Linked DNA regions of Homo sapiens: region 2 is linked to region 1. The links are chromatin contacts, found by Hi-C in ENCODE. All regions are on one chromosome and are shown on one strand. Each heading gives the region's core, a stretch centred on a gene start or an enhancer-like site at or near the end of the contact. The rest is flanking DNA. Distances are from core to core; before and after follow the strand shown.

The links. A loop is a pair of places that touch in the nucleus more often than their neighbours do. Pooled maps may share reads with other maps.
Region 2: a map of HepG2 shows a loop between it and region 1 (8-fold over the local background). The contact joins the promoter of SNX10 here to the enhancer-like site in region 1. A Hi-C loop is called at or near these places in 8 of 168 maps with a recorded cell type or tissue (B cell, CD4-positive, alpha-beta T cell, CD8-positive, alpha-beta T cell and 4 more), 17 of 37 single-sample maps with no recorded cell type and 18 of 50 pooled maps.

Annotation. Positions count from the first base shown.
Region 1 is chr7:26,663,500-26,667,360 of GRCh38, forward strand. SKAP2 (src kinase associated phosphoprotein 2) reads right to left here. Exons shown (of 13, transcript NM_003930.5): 13 at 3,569-3,861. Among named protein-coding and RNA genes, the nearest start is that of LINC02860, 28 kb to the left of the region's middle. Within about 2 kb of position 1,717, at least 6 of the 41 ENCODE cell types and tissues checked have a DNase peak (open chromatin) inside an H3K27ac peak, as active enhancers do.
Region 2 is chr7:26,290,523-26,294,250 of GRCh38, forward strand. It overlaps SNX10 (sorting nexin 10), which reads left to right and starts at 1,340. Exons shown (of 7, transcript NM_013322.3): 1 at 1,340-1,564. RefSeq lists silencers at 1,364-1,603, 1,754-1,833 and an enhancer at 3,325-3,374.

The sequences.
Region 1 (3,861 bases), core at 467-2,966:
TAAAAATTCTTCTTAAACAAATTCATATCTCAACAAGCAAAAGTCAGGTCAGACATTGCCATCACTCAGTTACAAAATTATACATGTTTTACAATGAAGTTTACTGATGGTACAGTTTGTTAACAATCCTTTATGTGTTTAAACCAATCAATTAAAACCCATCTCCTAAAAAACAACTATTTGAGACAGAAGCAGCTGGATTTGCAGTCCTCTTCAAGGCTCCCCTGGCTGGTCCCTTTACTGGGCTTCACATTGGAGGAGGTGGGAAGGATGGGAAAAGGTCCTTAGAAAAGGGTCAGTTTGGCTTGGTGTCCTCTCTGGACTCTGCTGCTTTGATTGACTTCCTATTTTCATCTGGACTGGAACGTCAAGTGTTCCTGCATAAAAGTTTCGTCTCCATTGCGGATCAGCTGCTTTGGATCTGATATGATAACCATGGTATGCTTTCCTGACTAGTGAGCCAAATTCAGCTATCCAATTGTCAATTATTGGATGATTCTTTTCACATGCTTCAGATTATTTTCTAGAAATGGTGACCTCATCAGTGGTCAACAAGCATTTGTTGTGTGCCTATTATATGCAAAGAATCCAAATAAGCATTTGGTTTTAATTCATCACAGTACTGCGCAGCAGAACAGTGTTCAATTCAGGGCAAGGAGGCTGGTGTGAGGCTTGGTTAGGTAACTCACTACCCTAAGGCTTTGGGGACAAATTATTCAGCCTGTTTCCTAATCGGGAAAATGGTAATGAATAACAGAACTTACTTCATAGGGTTGTTATAAGAATTGAATGAAAAGTGCACAGCATGACAAATAGTAAACACTCAGTAAATGTTAGCTATTACTATTACTAGTCTGACTTAAACTGTTATCATCACATTTGATGTGATAAAGAACACAAGGTTTTCTAAATAGACTCCCATGGGAGCTGGGAGGGGAGGGTAGTAGATGAGAATCTGCTTATTTGTTGGAATTTTCTCCTCCACGAAAGCAGCTGTCTTTAACCAGCATACACTAGTGTCATTAATTTTCTCCTTTGAGAGTACCTGTGTGACACTTTCCTCAAACAAGAAGTAAATTGCAGTTCAAGCTACAAAATGGCACCTGCTTTTACTCTAGCAGGAGTGATATTTTTATATTAGAAAGTTGAGGCCAATAAACAGAAAACAGACAAGGGCTGTGCTATATTGCCTCTCCGAGTAATGGATAACAAAAAAGAAAACTGAAAAGAAAAAAAAAAAAAAAAAAGAGGAGAGAAACCTAGGGAAACACCTTCCAAAGTTCCAGCATTAAGAAAGGTACTTAAGAGATGGGCTTTGGGAGCAGTTTCTATATTCACGCCTTTGCACATAGTCAAGTGTTTTGGCTTGCTCAACTTCCAGCCCCTCTCTCAACACTGAAGACCTAAACTGAGCAGTGGTATGACTAAGGCGACTTTCTGCATTTACAGTTCCTTTCATTTTGGGGACTCAAAGCACTCAAGTTAACATAATCATACAACTTTAAATAAACAGGGAGTAAAAGTTAACAAAAAGGACAAAAGCTAAATTATGATTAGATTTGGCAGCAACTGTGAAACTTCCCACTTACTTGCACAAATTTTTGATCTGCCCAAGGCGACAGCTAGAATGCTTTCAAGATCAGATGCAGGAAAGGCTTCTCTGATATTACGCAAGTGGAATGCAGGGCAGCAGTGATTTGAGATGTTTCACTGGAAAGTGAAAGTAGATCACTTGCCCCAAGCTGCCCGAGGAGGCACCTGTGCCTCTTATTTGAGGTCACAACACTGAACACAAGGGAAGAAAGGAAGGAAACATCTAAGGACAATGTACCACAACTCAACTTTCTTATTATTCACAATCTCACTCAATTCTGTTATAACAATAAAATCCAATCTACTTGTTGATAGTATTATGGGATATACTAACTGTATAAAGGCATTTTCTCTACCAGGTTTACTAGTCAAGCTCTTTTCTTCTTAAATCTCATGTCTTGAGATATTGTGGGGTGCCAAATCAGTTAATTAACAAATATTTACTGGATCCACACCATATAATGTGTACCATGCTGGCAATAAATAATATGTTTGTGTATAAGTAATGGTAGAACAGATTCTACTAGCAGAAACAAGAAAAAGCCCCTCAAACATAGCATTAATGAAATGTCATTCCATGCTACTGTGATCATATGATTTTTAAAGTATTTATCTCATCATAAAATAGTATGCTATCAGAGGTTCTAACAGATATTCTGGAAGAACTCAACTATAAAGCAGTAGGCGTATAATAAACTGGCTAAAGCTGAGATGTCTAGAAATCTCTTGTTCCCAATCCAGAGTATAAACTGTTGTGCATTTGAGTATATATTAAACTTGTATAATAATATTTTAACAATGTAGTACTTATTGTTTCTCTGTATTTTTGAATACTAAGTATATTACTATAAATAAGATCATATTCATCAAATGTTTTTATTTTATATATATATACAGTGTACACACACACACACACACACAAAGTATTCTTTCAACCTTTGAGTGAAGCTGTGTTTTCCATGGCTTGATCATGTTTTGATCTCCACTCTTCACCACCTCTTTCTTTACCATGTGGATTGCTTTCAATAGTCATGAACCTACTGAACTCAAGAGAAGCAAAAGTGATCTCTATATGGTGTGTGTCTATAACTCCAACAAATGAAATACAAATGACTGATTTATCTGAAATTTAGAACTTTAAAAATTCTCACAATGCTTCACTCAGTCTCACTGATGAAGTTCAAGCTCTTAAACAACATGTATATTAGGGTTAATTTTCTTCTAATGGCTGAACTGCAAATCTGAATTCATAATATCTAACTCAGTTCTATTTTAAATTATGACCCTGGATAGTACCAGTCTATGAATAAGTAGCAAGTAGTAGAGTGCAGAAATTACATGAAATTATATAAAAAGTAGAAATCATAAGAACTAAGAGTGAGCCTTTGTACACATTTAAGAAACAGTTGAATGGATGCCCTACTCTTTGTGCAAGGCTATATTCAAAGTGGTTGTGTAATGATAGCAAAAAGTGAAACAAAACAAAACATGAAACAAAAACGAAACCCCATATATATGGATTTCACCTACACATGGTTGAAAAGTGATTTCTTTTTCCCATGGTCCTATAATACTTTATGTAATTATCTGTAATTAAATTAGCACACAGTAAAAATAATCAGCTTCCAATAAAATAAAGTATTCAAAACAATTGCTGGACTAAATGACATTCTTTTTCTATGAAAGAAAGTGTCATATGCAGCAAAGTGGCAAAAATAGAACGGAGTGAGCTGTGTTAAGTGTAAATCCTAAAGCAATGAAAGTCATTTGTATTATCCTTACTTCTTTGAATAAATTCAGATGACAGCCCTATTTCATTTCTTCATTCAGTTTGGCGGCCAGATGGCATTAGAATCATTTACTTCACCTTGTTGTGCTTAATTACTACAATCAACACACTATTTTCCAAATTAATCATAACAAAGTAATTTCATTAGTAACACAGCAGGCTGTTGAATTATTAGCATCATAACAGTTTGCAAACAATTAAACTTTATTTGAACCTTAAAAATTTGCAGAGTGGAACATTATTGTAAGATCTAATGGCAATAGAGTACAAATTCAGTACAGAGCAAATAATCAAGCAAAATGCTATATAAAATATGACTTACAATCACCTTTGAAAAAAATTAGCTCTCTAACTGTTCACAGAAAAACAAATAAAAGCTAAGCAAACATAATGAGACCATAGCAATTAGCATATTTTCTAACAAGCCATGTTGTTTAAATTTATATTAATGATATTATTATGATCTTGAAGAGTATGTG
Region 2 (3,728 bases), core at 90-2,589, 370 kb before region 1:
CGCCCGGCCCAAGTTACCAGTCTTAATAGGGTCAAAATTCTAACAGATATTCAAATGACTTTCAGTAGACTCTCCAAGGGTTTGTTGCTGCTTTGTCTACAGCTGTAAAGTCATGCTCTTGACAATAAGTTCAGAAAGATTTTAATTTTACAGAATCTCTTAGGATCTTAGATACATGCTGCATTTTGTTTTCTACTCAATGTTTTTCTTTGCGGAGCATAGGGACAAGAATATAAAAAATACACTTTAATTTGATTTTCTTTCTTTTTTTTTTGAGACAGAATCTTGCTCTGTCGCCCAGGCTGGAGTGCAATGGCATGATCTCGGCTCACTGCAACCTCTGCCTCCCGGGTTCAAGCTATTCTCCTGCCTCAGCCTCCCGAGTAGCTGGGATTACAGGCGCGCGCCACCACGCCCAGCTAAGTTTTTGTATTTTTAGTAGAGACGGCATTTCACCATGTCAGCCAGGATGGTCTCCATCTCCTGACCTTGTAATCCACCCGCCTCGGCCTCCCAGAGTGCTGGGATTACAAGCGTGAGCCACCACACCAGCTTAATTTGATTTTCAAAAGTGATCATGGTTGCATTCACTTGTGTGTCATGACTTGGGTGCAATTTTAGGAAATTAAATACCAGTGATTGAGGGTTCAGCAATACAACTTCAAGATCCAAGATGTTAAGACACAACATTGTATATTTATACGTTTTGTTAGGGAGTTAATGTAGGTGTGGTGAACAGATGCGTTTTCAGGTGGGCCTGGAATGGTCCCTGGAGGATGATCAGCGACAAGCTGTATCTAATGGGAAAATTCATGCTTGAAAAATGAAATATTAGGCTATGCTTATTATTCTGTGTCATTCAGTCACTTATTAGCAGTTTAAGTGATGATTGTGGTTTCCCATGCAAACAGGTGTGGGGACCCAGCCTCAGGTGCCATTTGGGAAATGCTTTCCTCAGTCAGGTCCCTTGGCAGATCTCATTAGCTTTCCCCCCAAATGTTTTATTGAGACATTTCAAACATAGACAAAAACTGAAATAATTTTATATAAACACCATAGCCCACCACCTAGATGCTATGAACATTCTGCCATTCTTGTTTATCACGTTATTTATCCGTCCTCCTCCCCATCGGCAATCCTCCCCATAACTGTGGGGTCAGGGTTAGGAAGCTTAAGGTGACTCAGGTGGCGAATTCCGAAGGGTGCCGCTGGAGCACCTCCAGCCTCAACGTCCGGACTAATGGGGGCATTTCCTCCCTAACTCAATTTCAGGAAGCAGGAGGCTAGCTCTGCAGGGTGGGGGCGCACCTGGGCTGGGCTGCGCGGAGGCGGCGGAAGCACTAGGCGCGGCGCCCACAGGCGGACGGCTGGCGCTGAGCGCGGGCGCGGGGCCGCTACGTGCGCGGGGAGCGCGGGGAGCGCGGGGAGCGCGGGGCTGCGCTCGTGTGCGCTCCTGGGCGCTCGCCGCCGCCGCTGCCGCCGCGCGCCTTTGAGTCAGCAAACTCCGCGGCCCGCAAGCCCGGCTCGGCCCGGCCCTGCTCTGTTCTGCCCGGAGGAGCCGCCCGTAAGTGACAAGAGACCCGCTGAGGGGGCCTCCCCTGCACCGCCCAGGTGGGGACGGCGGCCCTTCTTTCCAGAGGCGCGGGCCCTTCCCGCTGTTCCCAGGTGCCCGCACCCTTGCGGGCTGGAAAGAGGTTTGGGTCCCTTGGGCTTGGAGCAGAGGAGCCGCCTCCTTTTCAGCCGAGGTGTGCCGGGCAGGGAGAAATGATCAGCGCGGTAGAGCGGGGAGATGGAGCGCGTCGATCCAGGGATTCTTGGCTAAAAAGACACCCCGGGGAGAGGGTGGGGCAGAGGTGGATTCTAGATTACGGAAGAAGTGCTGTGGCACCTTACACCAGGCCGGGTAGAAGGGGGTGGGGAGGTGGTTTTTAAAATTTATTTATTTATTTTTTTATTCATTCATTAACGGGTAGCCTTGAGTTGAGGAATTGGGAGGGGTAGGCAGGTTTATTCGTGGGATTGTGGGATTGAGGGAGAAGGCCCAGGGGAAAATCCATATAATTGACTGATTATCAGATTTGGTGACCAGGAAAGCAACAGCCTGTTTTTCAGTTCCGATGCATCATACTTTTCTCAAATTACACGGATTATTGAGGGGGATCGTCACGGAATGGGGAGCAACATGTCCTGCTGAAAGGAAGGGCTTCTATCTCTACAAGACACGTTAAAAATGATGGTATCAGAAAATTAGAACGGGGAGGAGGCTTGCACATGATCTCCATCAAACCTTTCATTTTACAGACAGGGAGGCTAAGGCCGAGGGACGCTGAGTGTTGGGACCAGGATCATTCAGCCAGATGGGAGCAGAACCAGGCCTACAACCTGGCAGGCTTCTGACTTCCACCCCGGAGTTATGTCCACCTCTGGGGCCTGGGAACTGGGTTTGGATTGCATAAGCTCCCCCTCCTCTCCCAGGAGGGGGCTGGGCTGGAGGCTGAGGCCTTCGCCAGGAAGAAGCAGGGACTGCTTGGATAGTTGACCAGCTTCTGCAGGGGCTCCTCAGTGAGAGAATGGAGGTGAGGTCAGGGACTCCTGCCTTGCCTCTGCCATCACTTCCAGTGATGCCTATTCCTAAGGTAGGTACATAGCTGGACCTTCATTATTCTTAATATTATTTACTTTTTTCTTTTTCTTTTGAGACAAGGTATTATTCTGTCACCCAGGCTGGATTGCAGTGGTGCGATCTTGGCTCACTGCAAACTCCACCTCCCAGGCTTCAGTGATCCTCCCACCTCAGCCTCCCTAGTAGCTGAGACCACAGGTGCGGGCCACCACACCCCTGGCTAACTTCGGTATTTTTTTTGTAGAGACAGGGTTTTGCCATGTTGCCCCAGGCAGGTCTGGAAGTCCTGAGCTCAAGCAATCCACCTGCCTCGGCCTCCCAAAGTGCTAGGATTACAGGGGTGAGCCACTGCGCTCGGCCTTTTATTACTATTTTTTAAAGGAAGGGTAGACTTGAGATTGACTGATAGGGCAGTTTTTAATAAAAATACAAAAATAAAATACATTTAGAAGAAACTGTGTGAAGATGTGAAATATCAGTGATTAGCATGGACTCAACTGGTCGTCCTGTTTCTTCTACCAGTCCATTTCATTCTCACTTTTGATTACCATTTAACTGGGGAGGACATCAGTGTTGACAGTGGGACTTGCTCAGGCTGACACTGTGCCCCACCAGGGAGTCTCCCCTCCAGGCTGGTACACACTTCCTCTTATTTTACTAATGGGAAGGACCCCTGAGTTAGGTAACCTAAAGTAATAGAAATAAGCACGTTCATTAAAAAAAATAAAAGTATGTTAATCAAAGAGTAACGTTGGTGTTCTACAGCAATTCTGCTGGGCTTTGGAGCAGTGGATATCTTTTCTCAGCCCTAGGATCACTACTTTCATTTTAAGGCTTCATTTTGCTCGTTAAGTTACTGGGGAAAATAACTTCTTTTTTCCGTTTTTAGTGACAGGGCTGTGGTTTCACAACCACTTGGTGAAAGGCAGACAACTGGTTGAGAACAGGGGCCAGTCTATGCAGATTTTCATTTCCTAGCATGGCGGAGAAGGGCTTTTGGCCAAGCTCATGGTTGACTCTGTGGGGAATCCCCCAAATTTAGCATTGTTATCTCCAAACATCTTTTTCTTAGTAATCTGGTAGGTATGAATTAGCTCTTCTGTTC